Linked DNA regions of Homo sapiens: region 2 is linked to region 1. A link is a loop called in an ENCODE intact Hi-C map of the cell type or tissue named here. Cell type or tissue: mammary epithelial cell. All regions are shown on one strand. Each heading gives the region's core, and the rest is flanking DNA. Links, peaks and the distances in the headings are about the cores only.

The links. Peaks named below come from ENCODE experiments on the same cell type or tissue, not always from the same donor. Only the 100,000 strongest peaks of a DNase experiment are listed, where the experiment ranks them.
Region 2: a loop joins it to region 1, with 4 times the contacts of the local background. A loop is called at or near these places in 4 of 110 quality-filtered maps.

The regions. Positions count from the first base shown.
Region 1 is chr16:89,048,939-89,057,258 of GRCh38, reverse strand. No RefSeq gene overlaps it. Among named protein-coding and RNA genes, the nearest start is that of ACSF3, 41 kb to the left of the region's middle. In mammary epithelial cell, for the core only: no CTCF peak of the experiment used is centred there; a DNase peak (open chromatin) is centred at 4,258; H3K4me3 peaks cover 1,862 bases.
Region 2 is chr16:89,153,376-89,161,695 of GRCh38, reverse strand. ACSF3 (acyl-CoA synthetase family member 3) reads right to left here. Exons shown (of 11, transcript NM_001243279.3): 11 at 5,463-7,606. The coding sequence ends at 7,489. LINC00304 (long intergenic non-protein coding RNA 304) reads right to left here and starts at 2,476. Exons shown (of 4, transcript NR_024347.2): 1 at 2,306-2,476; 2 at 1,815-1,988; 3 at 137-1,480. RefSeq lists enhancers at 1,528-2,027, 2,411-2,580. In mammary epithelial cell, for the core only: no CTCF peak of the experiment used is centred there; no DNase peak of the experiment used is centred there.

The sequences.
Region 1 (8,320 bases), core at 314-8,313:
AGGCCTTGGACAAGTGACCTCTCCCCGCTGGGCCTGCTGCCTCCTGCGTGAAGTGGGACAGCCAATCCCAGCCCTGCAGAGAGGTGGGAAGAACGGATAACCCAGGGCTGGCTGGCCCCACAGCCCTGTGAGGACGTCCTGACATTGCCGTCGGCCCAATTCCTGAATGCACTAAGGCAGGAGTGGTGGTCGCTCTGAGGCACAGGCTGTCCTCATGAGGTGGAATCCAAGGTGTTGGGGGTGCCACTGAGAACCCGAGGCTCTAGAGGGCTGCCCCCAGCATCACTGGGCATGGCTGGGAAAGTGCTGTCAGTGCAGCCAAGGGCCAAGGCACCTGGGACCCCACGATTGCCTGAGAACTCTCTTCCTGAGCGTGGCCCGCTTCACTGAAGACGGGAAGGCCGCTGCCAACGAGGCTGGCTATCCGGGCTGACCCGGGTGCCCTGCCTCCCTCCAATCTTAACTGTCAGCCACCAGGAGGGTCTGCAGGGTGGGCCATGGGACCCTGGCTCTGCACTGATGCTGGCTGCCATGGCCGTGTGGAGGAGCAGGGTGGGGTGACCAGGTAGTTCCCAGCAGAAGGAACCCATTCGCTGGTCCCCAGGGCTCACCTAGGGGCTGACACTGAGGCTTGATGGAATGGAGGGTGCCCAGCACTGAGCGTGGCACACCCAGAGACACGCACACCAGGCCCACAGTGACAAGCAGTGCCACGTGGGGACTCAGGGCAAGACAATCACACTCATGCTGTCACACACGTGTGCAGGCAGGTGCACATGGCCAGTGGTGCTGGAGCCGCCTGAACCGGTTGTGGGAGCCGATGGGGCTCCCCTCTTCCCCACTCCAAACTGAGTGACATCACATCATAATTGAGTTACATCATGTCATAGCTTGAAGTTGGTGGGAGAGTTTACACCACAGAAATGGACGAACATTGCCAGGCAGGGCTGTTGCAGGTTTTGGGTTCCTGCCTACCAGCACCTACTGCAGCACGGTCACATAAACAGGTGCACACGGACACACACGCCTAGACACACATGCATTCCTGCACATTCATGGAGGCTCATGGGCACACACGCAACCCTGCATGCTCACAGTGGCTCGTGGTGTGTATGCACCTGGTGGATGCTCACGGACCACACACACGGGTGGCGCACTCTCCCACGTGCTCACAGGCGGATGCACGCCTAGGATCACCCGCATGTGACTCTGCACACACTTGGAAGTCCACCCACGCTCACGCACACACACAGGCGGGGCACGCAACATCACAGCCAGAGCACCCGGACCCGGCCACCGCACATGGCTGTACAGTGACATTTAACCTGCTCTGGGGATGGGGCTTTGGCTGTGGCACTGGCCCTGATGTTTGAATCTGGGGGTTCACTGAGCCCTCACATCCTACTCAGGAAGCTGAGGTACAGACGTGCGAAGCTGAGCCTGTTGTCTGCACATCTCTGCACGTGTGGGACCAGCAAGAACCCCAGGACGGGCTCAGCCTCTGCTCCCAGCTCCAGGAGGCCAGGTGCCCTGCATGAGCCCGGGCAGGGAGGCCCACAGAGCCGTGAGCCCAGGAGAGGGGCCCCTTCTACAGCCATCAGGAGATGCCTCTCTTCCAGGGGTAGCAGCCTGGTGGCACCCGCTCGGGGAACTGGAGGCCCTGGCTGGGGAGGTGCTGACCCCGAGAGGCCTCGGAAGGTGTCGGGGCTCCTGAGACCCTGCCAGTGGTGCCCCGTGACGGAGGTGTGCGACCTGCCGGCAGCAGGGTGCTGACTCTCGATGGGGGTCCCCTGACTCAGCCCATCTGTCGGGGTGATGGGTGGAGCCCAGGTGGGGGCTGGCAGGGTGGGGGCTGAACACCAGCAGCTGCCCACACAGGGTTGGGGGAGGCCAGGCACTGATGGTTCCAGGCTCCGTCCCTCCCCGGCGGTCACTCCAGCCCATGGTGTCACTCTGTAGTCGGACTGTGGCTGCGGGAACGGCCCTTCTGCCTGCCTTGATCTGATCGCATCCTGAAGGGGTCCCAGCCCCACAGCTGGACACGCTGGTGGTTCATTGTCCCGAGTTCACATCTGCTCTTCGTTTCATTTTAGCAGGACGCGCCCAGGCACCCGGGAGGTTAAAGGAAAGGTCAGCGCCACGAGGGTGCTTGGCAGGTCTGTGCTGATTCCCACTGAGCGGCCCCGCACTCTGAACCTTCCCTTCTCTTCCAGATGAGCTGAGAACAGGCAGCAGCTGCAGAGGAAGGTGGGCTTTGCCCTTCTCCCAGCTCCTGCGCCTCACATCACATGCACCTGCAGCGGTCACAGTGGGCCTCAGACCTCAGGTCCTGCTGGGTAGCCACAGCGGGCCACAGAGCCACCTCCGGGACATGCAGGAGGAGCGTCCAGGCTGAGGGAACAGCCAGGGCTTCGGCGGAGGAGCTCCCAGAACATTTCAGGGGCAGCAAGAAGGCCCGTGTGGTGGAACAGAGTGAACCCAGGGAGGCAGCAGGGGCCGGGTTCCAGGGCAAGGCCACAAGGTCAGCTGAGTAGCCCAGGCCCCTGACCTCCCCAATCCCAGGGTTAGGCCGTACCTCCCAGAGCCTCCTCCAGCCTGGGGCCTGGGAATGCCCAATGCAGAGGAAGACCCAGGGGCCTGAGGTCAGAGGTTGCAGCCTAAATGCAAACTGTGACCAGGAGCAGCCTGGGTGGCACAGAGGGGGCGTGGCCTCGAGGGCGGGATGGGGCAGGGCCCAGGGTGGGACCTGTCAGACACGGGCTGGGAACAGGTGAGGGGAGTGACAGCCACAGGGCAGATGCCACAGGCAGCTCCCCGTTCACTCCCGCAGCTCCCAGCCATGCCCTGGGGGTTAACTCCCCGTTCACTCCCGCAGCTCCCAGCCATGCCCTGGGGGTCGGCTCCAGCCCTGTGTTCCTGCCGCAGGGCACCGGGAAGACGACGAGGTTCTGGGGAGCAGGGTGGCCGCAGGAGCCCCAGCCACGCAATCTGAGGTTCTGGGGTGTCCAGGGTATTGAGGCATCTCAGGGCCGAGTCTCGCGGTCCGTCCCGGAGGGTGTTCCTTGCTTGTCCATTGTGGGGCATTCCAGGGCTTTCTGAAGCTGAGGTTGTCCTTGGTTGGATAAAAAAAAAGTTAACGCTGTGAAGAGCATTGCGGTGCCTGAAAATGCCCAGAAGAGGCTTCTGCCACCAGGCGACCAGTGGCCAGGGTCGGCCGCCTTCAGGCGAGCGGGTGTGAGGGGGCTGGTGACCCAGATGCAACCTGTCCTGGCCCGAGGACCCAGCGCATGGAGGGGCAGGGAGCCATCCTGGAGGGGCCTCACTCAGTCCTCCAGCACCTGCCCGCCCTTCTCCCTGCACCGCACCGTCCACGAGTCACAGGGAGACGGGCCCCCCAGCACCCGCCCGGCCTTCTCCCTGCACTGCACTATTTGCAAGGCTCGGGGAGATGGGCCCCCCAGCACCCGCCCGGCCTTCTCTCTGCACTGCACCATCCGCGAGGTGTGGGGAGACGGGCTTGGGTTGTCTTCTAGGGTGACGTGGTGGCCGTTGGTGGCCGTCAGGGCAGGGTGGCCACTCCCTTGGCTCTTCCTGGCTCCTCGCCCACCTTGCGGAGGGAGCAGCCTCATCCTCAGGGCTCGGACACCAGCTCCACCTCGCGGCGCCAGGTCACTCCATGCAGGAAGAGGAGCTGGAGGCTATGACCGCCGGCTCTGTCCCCAACACCTCGTCTCCCCGATGCCCGGGAGTTGTCACCTGCGTCTCCAGGGTCAGAGGTCATGCATAACCAACATGGGGCTCTTCAAGCAAGGGAGGCGACAGAGACAGCGGGGTCAGCACAGAGCAAGTGCCGGCAACCGCTCTCTAGCAGGAGCCTGGCCGAGGCTCTGTTCCACCCCGTCCTCAGCCTGAGGCTGGCCTTTCACGTCCAGTTGGGATGCCCTCTGGCCCTCAGACGTAGGTCAGGACTCCCGGACTGTGCCCATGGCAGGCAACAACCCCCGGGGTCATCCCGCCAGACTCTCGGCCAGCCCTGCTGTCTTGCCAGCCGCCGTGTCCGCACAGGAGCCAGGGTTGGCACTCGATGAATAAACGCCTTTCAAGAGAAGAAACGCAGGGAGCTGGGTGTGGTCACCGTGGCAGACCGTTGGGGGAGGCGGGGGGCTGGGCAGGGGACAGGGTGGCCGGGGCTGGCGTGTGTCCCAGGGGACCTGGCAGGGGAAGGTACGCCCAATCAGGAGGCTCCTCGATGTGACGTGGATCCGTGTTTCCTCTTCTTCTTCCTGGTGGTTTACGTAAGAGGGAGAGCAATGGGGACGGGCAGGGACAGAGCTGCGGGCTGAGGTTCCTCCGTTCGGCGAAGCCCCTTCTCTCTGCCCCCGCCTGCTCTGGGCTTTCTTGGCTATGTCTGCTCCTGACAGGAGGGATGTGTGTTGCCAGGGGTGGGGGCTTGGCGTGTGTGCGTGTGAGAATATGTGTGTGTGTTTAAAATACAAAAAAAAAAAAAAAAGAAGCGTGCCTATACTCAGCCGCGAGACGCTGGCCAGCCTCCATCCGTGCCAACTCCCCTCCGAGCTGGCACTGGGGACTCCGGAGGCACGGGGAGGAGGAAGGTGCGGGCAGCTTGCGGTGAGGATGGACGCGTGCCACCGACGTATGCCAGCGGCTGCAGGGGGCCAAACGCCTATCCACAAAACCCACCGCGATCGCTGGCAGCCGTGGCGGGAGGCGGCAGCAGTTGGCAGAGGTGCCAGGGAGGGCCGGCTGGGGCAGGTGGATCCTGGCAGCAGCAGCGCAGGTAAAGCGTGCGGGCTCGCGGGGTGTGGGCGCCTGGCATCTGCGTCGGGTGCCAGAGGCCGGGGCCGGATCTTGGCCTGGCTCTGGGTTGCAGGGCGTGGCAGCATCAGGGAGGGCTGAATCCCGCAGGGTTCTGGGCCAGCCTGGTAGAGGACGGCTCCTCTCGGCTTCCCCAGCGTCGCCCTGGGGCCTGTTTCCAGCTGTGCTTGGCCCTTCGTCCTCCAGGGAGCTCGGTTGGGTGGGCTCGGTGGGGCCAGCATGGGGTCGGCCACATCACCTCCGCCTGATGCCCTGTGGGCCCCCAGGGCCAGGTCTCCTCTGCCCAGTTCCGTATAGTCCCCCAGATGGTCCCCAAATGTTGGTCGCTGTCCCCATGCGTGGGCTGCAGGGCTGTATCTTGGGGCCCAGGGCTCCTAGGGGAGTGCGTCTGCCTTCCCTCTCGTCTTCCCGGAGCCCCCGCCCCACCTCTTGCTCCCAGCCTGGCTTGGTGCCTCAGAGCCTGTGCGGAACGATGGGACAGACGCCAAACGTGTGGTAGCAGGAGTGCGGGTGACGGTGCAGCAAGCCCAGCTGCTGAGGGTGGGAAGGAGCCCGAGGTGAGGGACTCCCCAGCAGCTCCAAGGCAAAGTCCTGCTGCCCTTCCCAGCAATTACAGGCTGGGCAGAAAGAGCTGGGGGCCGTGGGAGAGGGGATTTTCACCTGCAGAAAGGTGGGTGACACCCAGGTGGGCCAGCGTGGAGCTGGCAGGGCTGGGGGTGTTAGTCCCGGCGTCTGGCTGTGGCCCCTCAGCGTGATCCATGGCGAGCAGGATGGCAGAGGCTGCCAGCCACAGCATCAGCTGGCAGAGGCTGGCACCAGACCCATGCCCTGGCAGGAGCATGGCACAGAGGGGCCCTGGCTGTGCCGGGGGCTCTGGGCTGGCCGCTGTCCCAGTCAATGCTCTGGGCAGCCAATCCAGTCCCAGAAAGAAGGTTGCACTGGAGGGGCGATTAGAGCACATGGGCAGGGGCTGGGGTAAAGATGGCTGGGTGGCTGGGCCCCCAGCTCCTCCAAGCCCGGGAGGAGGTTAGGCCCATGGACCTTAAAACTCCGAGCCTAGAGTCGGGCTGGCCCACAGGAGCCTCCACCTTGAAGGGGCTAGGAGGGGCCTCTGAGGCCAAGGTCAGGAGCCCGGGCTGGGCTGAGGGGCAGGGAGGGCTGGGGGGGCGGGGGAGGGCAGTGGTCATCTGGTCCAGACGCCCAGGGGTCGGGCAGAGGTCGGGAACACAGGGTCCTGGGGTCGGACAGAGCCGGCAGGACTGAAGGCCCACGAGGGGTCTGGGCTGTGCTTCAGAGCTTCAGGGAAAGGCTCAGAGCCCCGCAGAGGCCCAGCCTGAGACATCCCGGGGGCGGAGGTGCGGCGGGGCTCCCAGGGACTGGCCATCCTCAGCCTCCTCTTCCCCTTAAGCCCCGGGAGGCGCTGCTGTGGCGGCTTCAGTCCGACTCTGGCCAACACTTCATGACGGGGGCTTCCCCTTGGAAGTGCTGGCGGTGGGGTCATCCCGGGTGGGCCTTGGCGCAGGTGAGCTTCCCCAGTGGCCGCCTGGACCCGGCCCTGCAGTCCCTGCCCTCAGATGGCACAGGCGTGGAGGGCGGGCAGGGTGGGCCCCAGCATGGGTGTCAGTGGGATAAACACTCAGGCAGGGGGGCTCCGGGGATTTGGGGACACAGCAGTGGCCCTGGCCCCTCAGGCTCAGGGGTGGGGGGCGGGGCACAACACATTCCAGGATTCCCAGAGGAGACTTAGATGGGCGAGGTGCTGGCTGGAACCCTGGCTTGGGTCTGCACTGGGTGGGATGGCAGCACCTGTGGGTCCCAGGCCTCAGTCGTGAGGAGAGTGGCATGAGTGGATGCCCCTCCCTCGAGGGCCCCAGGGGACCTGAAAATGGCATGGAGGGTGGGACAAGCTGGAAGCTGCGGCCCCCACGATGGAGACTGGGGACCGGGCTTCTCCCGCTCTGCTGGGCAAGGTCCCCCCCCCAACCTCTCACCCCCCACCCCTCACCTGCAGGCCTGAACACCCAGCAGGCACCTCACCCACTGAGGGGCTTCCGGGGTCCTGGCTGCCCACTGGGCTTCCAGCAACAGGTGCAGGTCCCTCCGGCCCCAACCACAGCCCCGTCCCATGCCCCGGGTGTGTGCCGCCCCTGCGGCGCCCCATTCCAGCCCTGCCTGACCCAGGTCAAGACTGTCTCTCAGGCCCCTTCCCACCCTCAGCTGCTCTGACCCGGCCATGAGCCTGAGTAGGAAGGGTGGGCAGGGGGCTGTCCCGGGATCGAGGAAGTTGGCCCTGCCATCACCCCCACTGTTTCACCCACAGCTGCCCCTGCACAGGGCTGGTCTTTGTCAGGGGCGCAGCCTTGCTGGGCCACAGCAGAACAGGGGACCCTGCTGCCTGCCGCAGCCCTCCTCCCTCCACCTCCGAATTTCACAGTCCCTGCTTCCCGCGCCGGCTCGGAGCTCCCTAGAGACTCCTGCCAGATGTTCCTGGCAGCCTCACATCGCTTCCCTAATGAAATATTCATGGGCCTTTCTGCCTCTTGACATAAAGCCTTCTGCAGCTCCACGCACCATGGAGAGGGAGCTGGCCTCCCAACAAACCCTAGGAAGGAGTGGGCGCCCGGCCAGCCCCTCCCCCTGTGCCAACCCCGGCCGCCCACTGTGCCTCCCGAGACAGTGGCTGGGCCTCCGCCTCCCCTTTGCTCTGCTAAGGGTCAGGGGTCCAGCTGCTGCGCCCTCCCCCAGCCCAGAGGCCTCCCTGCCGCCTCCGCCTCCCGAGAGCCCAGTGCCAGCTGTGCGGGCACATCAGCCCTGGGGCTGGGCTCTGGAGGGAGGGCAGCCGCCACCCCGCATAGGAGGGAGCCAGTACCTGTGTGTCCAGGACCACCCTCACAGGCCCAGGGAGGAGGGGTTCTCCCTACCTCTTACTTCAGTACCTTGGTGGCCAAGAGCTCCTTACCCCATGCCAACAAGACCAGGCTCCTGGAGTCCACCTCGCCCCTAGCTGCATGGTGGCCAGCCTGGTCTTGCAGTCACCCGATGTCATCCGTCCACACCTCTGTCCCTGTGCTCACGCACACGGTGTGGGCACCACGCCGGGTTCTGTGCGTGGAGATCAGACTTCATGACGTTGAGCAAAACCTGCCCAGCCTTGCGCTCCAGGTATTCACGCCAGCCCCCACCAGGTCATGTGGGCGGAGGACCTCGGGGCAGGGGTGGTGAGGGCAAGAAGGACAAGACGGATGGAAAGTTCCAGGGCCTGGGAACTGTGTGAGGAGTAGAAAGCGGCCAGTCAGTGAGTCCTACACAGAGGGGACCTTTGTGCCCCAGGTCAAAGGAGAAGGGAGCGGGCCCCAGCCGAGTCCACACCAGCCTCTGCTCGGTCCACAGGCCCTGTCTGGCTCTGCTAGGTCTCCTCAGTCAGGAGGTCCATGAGACCCCGGCCCCGGGTTCTGGTCTGTAGGTGGTGGCCACAGCGAGGCCC
Region 2 (8,320 bases), core at 55-8,054, 100 kb before region 1:
CACCAAGCTCCACCCATTCCAGCTCCGACAGGGCCCTGGGGAGCCCACTGGTCAGGGACTGTGGGCAAGAAGAAGACCCCTCTGCTGAGCCTGCAGCCTGTGTTTGGAGCTGGGCTAGGAACCTTCTGGAACGTGCCTTCCACCGGACAGAACCTTCCAGAACGTGCCTTCCACGGGACGGAAACTTCCGGAACATGCCTTCCACAGCATGGAAACTTCTGGAACGTGGCTTCCATGGGATGGAACCTTCCGGAACGTGCCTTCCATGGGACAGAACCTTCTGGAATGTGCCTTCCACGGGACCCTCTCATGCCCTTGCACAACTGCACCATTTTCCTGTGTCACCGAGGAGGACGTGGGCTCCGAGCCGCTGAGTGACCTGTTGGGGGCAGGGCTGGCGCTGGCCGTCCCAGCTTAAGGACTTGCCACAGCTTAAGACCCATGGAAGGAAGGTACGGGGAGGTGCTGAAGGGATGAAGGGCAGAGCTGGGCCTTGGGGCAAGGCCAGTGGCAGCGCCGGGCTCCTGGACACAGCAGATGGCCCCAGGCAACTGGCCCTGCCCTGCCCTGGAGACCCCTCCGCCTCCGAGTCCTCCACGTCCTTCCACCTGGATGCCGCCACAGCCCACCTGGGCCTGGCTTCACGCCCCCAGCTCTTGCCGGGTATGACGGGTGGGCATGGAGGGTGACTCAGCCCAGCCCAGGAAGGACCAGCCGCGTGGCAGGAAGACGGAGGGAGTGCCCGGAGCCAGCAGGGCGGCCACCGAAACCCCGCACTGACGCAGGGACCGAGGCACCCGGGGCCAGTTTCCGGGAGAGCCCCACGATGGCCCCTCCATTCCTCTTAGGCTTCCCGCCCAGGGCGGGCTGGTGCGGGGACCGGGAACTGGTGTGACCCAAGACACATCACCCGCGTGTCCTCTCACATCCCATTCCACCAACACCAAGGTTCCTTCTGGAGGCTCCTGGGAGAATCCATTTTCCGCCTCTTCCGGCTTCGGGAGGCCTCTCCTTGGCTGGGGGCCCCTCACGAAGCCAGTAGTGGCAGGCCAGTCCCCCTCACGCCCGCCTCCGCCATGGCCTCCCTCTTCCACTCAGCAGGACGGAGGTACCCTGTGCCCTCGCGGGTCACCCAGGGCAGCCTCCCTGTTGAGGGAGCTGATGTGCCGTCCACAGTCGCAGGTCCCCGCTGCTGTGTGAACTCACAGGTCCCAGGGTGAGGAAGCGGGGTCTTCGGGGCAAGGAAGCGGGGGGTCTTTGGGTGAGGAAGCGGGGGGTCTTCGGGTGAGGAAGCGGGGGGTCTTCGGGTGAGGAAGCGGGGGGTCTTCGGGTGAGGAAGCGGGGGGTCTTCGGGGCCGTCATTCTGCCACCCACAGATGGGAGCCTCCTCATGAGGCGTCCGGCCTCAGTGGCAGCTGGAGAGCCACAGGGGCTGTGGGGTGCCCAGCAGGGCGGGCTCAGTACTGCCCGCAGGACCACCCTGCAGTTAGGGCGACTCAGCGGCTCACAGCCTTCTCAGTTCAGTTCCTATCAGCTGACCGAGGCGGCCCCACCCCACCTGCCCTTGCCCTAGGAGCTGGGGATCTCCATCCAGCAAGACTGCGAACCAGGCCACCTCTGAGACCGGCTGCCACAGACCACATGCTGGCCCTGGCTGCCCGCTAAGGCCAGGGGACACCCTCCTTGAGACTCCCAGGGTGATGCTCAGCTCCTGAGGACCGAGCGGCCTCTGCATGGCGCTCCGTCCCCATCCCTCCGCCTCTCCAGATCTGCCTGGCTCAACGCACAATCATCCTGGGCCCTCCCAGCCTTACCTGGCCAAACCGTGGCCTTGCCCACCTGCCTGGACCATTCCCTCCTGATTGGGTGCGATCTGCAGACAGCAGTGTAAGTACTGCATGGAGGAGCCGCGGCCCGACGCCCACAGCACGCGCCACGTCCGTAAGCTGCACCCAGTCCAGCCTGGTGGCTCCCCGTGTGAGCCTGAGCTTGCCGGCCAGAGGGGACGACCTTGGGCTTTGGCCCCAAGCTCGTGATTCACACCCTCGCCCTCAACTCGCCTGCCTCAGCGGCTCATGTGCAAAGCAGGCTGAGCGCGCTGCCTTCAGTGGGTGTGAGAACCCTGGGAAGGCACCTCGAGGGGTGTCAGAACCCGGCAGGTGCCTCCAGTGTGGGGTGAGCGTGCGCTGGGTATGTGGGGACCTGCGGCAGCGCCCTCCGCCCACCCTCAGACGGGCTGGTGCTCAGGGGGTGCCTGTTGGGCCCAGGACCCACCCCTTCCGTGCACCCGCCTGTGGGGACCTACGGGCTTCCTGCTCAGAGAGAGGCAGATGAGCCCCACGTTGCTACCGCGGTCGTCCATCCCGTGCTCTTGTCTGTGCCGGCAGCTGGCAGGAGATGCTGCGGCCGTCGTGCGTGATGGATCATGAGGTGCAGTCACGGATGTTTATCCTCCAGTGACCTCGTCTCTCTTGTGGCTGCTGAGGAGATGCACATGGGGCGTGATCATTCGTATTGATCAATTTGCTGCTCATTTGCCACGTCGTCAATGTTTTCACACAGGGTCCACTTTACTCTTCCAGGCAGGAAAGCGGCTGCACCGACCTGCGGCCAGGAAGAAGGGGACAGAATCGACTCCCAGGGGGTCTGGGGGGAGCAGGAGTCTGCTCTGGCTCAGGAAGGCTCTAGAAGGGCCACCAAGAGCAGCCGCAACAGTGCACAAGGACCTTGTGATGAGAGCTACCTGAGCGAGTCCCAACCTGATCAGACGCACCATGTAGGGGGAGCCGGGGCCCCATTGCAGCTGCCTCGGGGAAGCAGTGACCACAGGCCCGGCTGAACCTGATGGTGACGGGGAAGGGAGGGACTGGTGTGCACACAGGTGTCCATGTGCCTGTATGTATGCAGGTGTGTGTGTGACACACACATACATGTGATATACGCAGGCGTGTGAGATACACATACATGTGACATATGCAGGCGTGTGAGATACACATACATGTGATATATGCAGGCGTGTGTGAGACACATACCTGTGGTGTATGCAGCTGTGAGACACATACATGTGATATATGCAGGTGTGTGAGACACACACATGATAGATGCAGGCGTGTGAGGCATATATGTGTATGCAGGTGTGTGAGACACATACAAGTGATATATGCAGATGTGTGTGACATACATGTGGTGTATGCAGGCATGTGTGACACATATACATGTGATATATGCAGGCGTGTGTGAGACATACATACCTGTGGTGTATGCAGGCGTGTGAGATACACATACATGTGACATATGCAGGCGTGAGACATACATACCTGTGGTGTATGCAGGCGTGTGAGATACACATACATGTGACATATGCAGGCGTGTGAGATACACATACATGTGACATATGCAGGCGTGAGACATACATACCTGTGGTGTATGCAGGTGTGAGACACATACATGTGACTTATGCAGGCGTGTGAGACACATACATGTGACATATGCAGGCGTGTGAGACACACATACATGTGACATATGCAGGCGTGACATACATACCTGTGGTGTATGCAGGTGTGTGATACACATACATGTGACATATGCAGGCGTGTGACATATACGTGTGACATGCAGGCGTGTGAGATACACATACATGTGACATATGCAGGCGTGAGACATGCATACCTGTGGTGTATGCAGGCGTGTGAGACACATACATGTGACATGCAGGCATGTGAGATACACATACATGTGACATATGCAGGCGTGAGACATACATCCCTGTGGTGTATGCAGGCGTGTGAGATACACATACATGTGACACATGTAGGCGTGTGAGACACATGTGACATGCAGGCGTGTGACTTACATACCTGTGGTGTATGCAGGCGTGTGAGACACACATGCATGTGACTTATGCAGGCGTGTGAGACACACATACATGTGACATATGCAGGCGTGAGACATACATACCTGTGGTGTATGCAGGCGTGTGAGATACACATACATGTGACATATGCAGGCATGTGAGATACACATACATGTGACATGCAGGCGTGTGAGATACATACATGTGACATGCAGGCGTGAGACATACATACCTGTGGTGTATGCAGGCGTGAGACACACATGCATGTGACTTATGCAGGCGTGAGACACATACATGTGACATATGCAGGCGTGTGACATACATACCTGTGGTGTATGCAGGCGTGTGAGATACACATACATGTGACGTATGCAGGCATGTGACATACATACCTGTGGTCCACACCTGTCTGCACACGCCTCCTGTTACTGATGGTTAACTCAGTGGCTGGCACACTCACCACCTTCTCACTGTGGCTGGCAACAAGCTGCTGTTCTGCACCAGGACCTCCTCTCAGGCTCCCAGCAAAGGAGGCCGGCAGCTTTGACACGAGGGTCCGGGAGCCGTGGCTCCTCCAGGTTAGTGGTGCACACAGCGCTTGCCACACCGCCCACTGCCTCACTCCGTGCTGTGCCTGGTGCTGCGTGGGTCCTGAGGCTCCTGCTCCTGACCCTGGTGCCGCTGGGACAGAGTCCAGGTGGGAGGGCAGTGTGTGGTGTGTGTGTGGCCAGTCCCCAGGGACAGGACGCCCGAGGGAACAAAGCCCCCACCCCTTGGCCAGGGCTAGAAGGGCCCCGAGAGAGCAGCAGCCGCAGTTCACAGAGTAGGGAAACTGAGGCAGAGCAGGCTCAGGTCTTGTGTGTTGGGCCTGGACACCTGGCAGGAAGGCAGCCCCAAGGGCCGCTGTTGGGTGGGAACGTGGGGCCAGCTTGGCACTCCTGAGCTGCCTCAGGCCTGGCCTGTCTAGGCCTCAGTGGACCGGCCAGCCTAATGCCTGGGCTGCTGGCCTGGGCCCTATCTGTTAAACGAATGGAGGAGGCAGGAGCTGGGTCCATGGTCTCCCTGCCAGGGAAGCCGCAGGTGGAGGGAAGGCAGAGGGCGGCAGGGGCTTCACCCTGGCCCCTGATGAGGGAGGGGCAGAAAGAATGGGGCGGCACCTGCCACAGGCTGTGTGTGGGACTTTGCTGGCAGCAGCAGGCGCGGTGCCACGGCTTTGGGGACCAGCTGGTCACCAGGAGTCCTGCCATCCCCTGGTGCCTGAGAGAAGCTGGGCCACCCGCCTGGGAGCAGCTCCTGGCAGCACCCCTGTGTCTGGCTGGGGTCAGAACTGGTGACTTTCCAGATTCAAGCCAGCCTCCCTAGGAGGTCAAAAGCACCAGGCATGTAGAGGGGCTTCTGACCCAGCTGGTGGCAGCCTGCTCCCAGGGCACCTGCTCCTGGGTCTAACTTTTGTGGCATGGGGCCGCCCAGCAAGGGGCAGGGTGTGTGGGGTGGGCGCTGCCAGCCACGTGGGACTGTGGTATCCTCATGGAGCTCAGTCACGGTGAGTTCGCAAACAGCACCCCCCGGCCTGTGTCTCCAGAGGCCAGGTCAGCACCAGAGGCCAAGATGGGGAATAAACTGGGCTTTAATGGGGAGGGAGGAGAGGATGAGTTCCCTCCAGGACGGGCTTGTTCTCGGCTGGTGGAGCAGAGGGGAACCAGGGGCCTGGCTGGGCACTGGCGGACTGTGTGCACGAAGGCCGACCAGCCTGGCACAGGGACCAGCTGGAGAGTCACTCGTGACTTTAGAACACGGCATTCAACCGCATGTCCTTGGAGCACCGTATTCTGGTCAACCGGCTGGTCAACGAGCTCCAGGCTTTCTGTAGTTTGTGGTCAACGAGCTCCAGGCTCTCTGCAGTTTCTGGTCAATGAGCTCCAGGCTTTCTGTAGTTTGTAGTATTGTCAGCAGAAAGTTACACTCATTATTTCGAAAGCATGATATACTGATGTATACTATCGGATAAAGCAAATGATTATGTAAGCTTTTTAGGAATCAAAAGTTTCAGGATTAAAGGAGAGAGATGCAAATGTAAAATTAGTGGAATTAAGTAAAAATTTTGCTATGTTAAATTTGACCTTTTCCCAACAGAAGGCATTTCCTTAGCTACCAGCAAGGCCTAGACACAAACGTCTGGACTGTAGTCTCTGACTGCCGTTCCCTTGGGTCCAGGCCTCTGGCGGGAGGGCGGGACCCCTTCCTCTGACTGTTCCCGGGGTCAGGCCATGGGGATGCACAAGGCCACACCGTGAGGCAGGAGTTCGGGTGGGGCAGGGCCGTGGACTGGGGCACCCACCAGTCCTGGAAAACAGGGCTGGGACGCTGCTCTGTGGCCTCAGACAAGCTTGGTGGGCGACATGCTCAAGTGAGCAGGGGCCCCAGGCCACGTCCAACTGTCCGCGAGGCATGTGAGCCTGAGATGGGGCTGGTCTCCTGTCAGAGGCACGTGAGCCTGAGATGGGGCTGGCCTCCTGCCCGGCACACTCGTTTCTGGCCACTCTTTCAGACGTGCATTCCGGGGGCAGAATGTTCTGGGTAAGTTCAGGCCAGACACTGCTGGGCGATGACTGTTACTTCCCCCAGGCTGTGGGGAGGAGGCAGCCTATTCTTCTGAAAATTGTCCAGAAACTTCTGGATTCTGCATGTGGCCCCTGTGCATCTGAATTGGCCCCGCTAAGTAAATGCAACGTGGGTGCACCCAACATTCACAACACACCTTCCTGAGGTTTCTGCATCGGCCACGCCTGTGGGCTCCGGAGCTGGGTCTGGGGAAAAGCTGGTGAGCCACAGACATGAAATGGGGGCCATGGGGCAGGTGGGGGTCTGGGTGGAGACGGTGATGGGAGAGAGGGTTCACCGGCTGAGGGGCTGGTGTGGAGATGACCTGGAAAGTCCCTGCGCTGGGGGGTGAGGCAGGGTCACGGCAGAGCAGCTCCGGGGCCATCCGTCCACGCACTTTCTGTGACACATGCTGATGGACACACAGTAGTGTGCAGGGTGGCAGGTGTCCCCACAGTGGGAGCTGCTCTCCTCCAAGAGCAGCACCAGGAAATGCACGGAACCCATGGGACAGGGCTGGTTCTGGGAGGCTTGTGAACCCTCAGCTCCTCCCAGGAGGGCCCCCTGGGTGGCTGCCCAGACCTCCTATGTGGGCCGGGAGACACTGGCTCTGGGTGAGGCACAGGCACGTGCAGACGGCGTGGGACAGGGGCTTGTTTCCTCCAGTGGAGTCTTTGTTTTTTGTGGGAAACCTCTGGGACCTGCCCTGGAGAGCCTGGCAACTGCAGGGCACTGTGGGGCGGGAGGTGCCTCAGCACGTGGGGCCAGGGGCTGGCTGCACCGCGCTGCACAGATGAGGTCGGCGGTGACCAGGCAGAGGTGACACCAGGGACGGTCTCCTTGAGCTGCAACAACTGGCCCGAGGCTGGGGACCCCACATGGTGATTTCATCCCAAACAGTTCTTGATTCTACGTGACCTGATTTGGGGGGTTCAGGTTTAAGGGAGGCCAGGTCTTGGACGGGCCCCCGTGGTTCTCGGTGTGAAGGGGACGTCTGCTGCTCCCCACCAGACCCGCAGTCCCAGTCTGCCGGGTCATGAGGGGTGGAAGTGCCTGATGAGCGCCTTCTTGTCAATCTTGCCCATCTGGTTCCGCGGGATCTCCTCCACCAGCACCAGCTCCGAGGGCACCGCGTACGGGGCCAGGACATTTCTGCAGAGACAAGCACAGCCTGAGGCGCACTGCCCTGACAGTGCCCAGCAGGAGGAACTCAGGCGCCCAGCAGTACGGACAGGTGCCCCTGGGACCCTGCAGCCTTGCCAGGCGCCTCGGCCATCCTGAGGCCAGGCAGGTGCACCGGGCCACCGCAGCTGTCTCTGCCCTAGCAGCCCAGGGGTGGTGACTGCAGGAGGTGCCCGGCATGGTGTTATCACTGGTACCACAGAAGCCATGGTGCGTGCAGGCCTTGGGCGAGGGCACACCTGAGGATAGGCCTGCACAGAGTGGCCTGCAGGGCAGAGGGGCCCCCACACCGGGCCAGGCCTTCCAAGTCCCCGCACTGGAGCTGGAAGGCCCCATTTCACTCTGTGGCCCGTTCCCCTTCCAGAGGAGGCGTGCGGAAGAGGCTGGGGAGTGGGTGGGCAGGTGGGGCAGGGGCAGTCTGCCCTGTATGGGGTATTTGAGATGGGAGTAAATGCCGCACAGTCCTGCAGACACAAGCCTATGTGGCAAGAGGCCTCACAGAGCCCTGCACGGCAGGGACGGCCCCTAAGGTTTGAAACCTCCACTCAGGGTCCCCCTTCCTCATGGGCGAGAACTCGGTGGGTGGTGCCAGGGCGGTGGGCGGTGCTGACACGGGTGGGTGGGGCCAGGGCACTGCCAATGCAGGCGGGCGGGGCCGAGGGCAGTGGGCAGGGACGAGGCGCT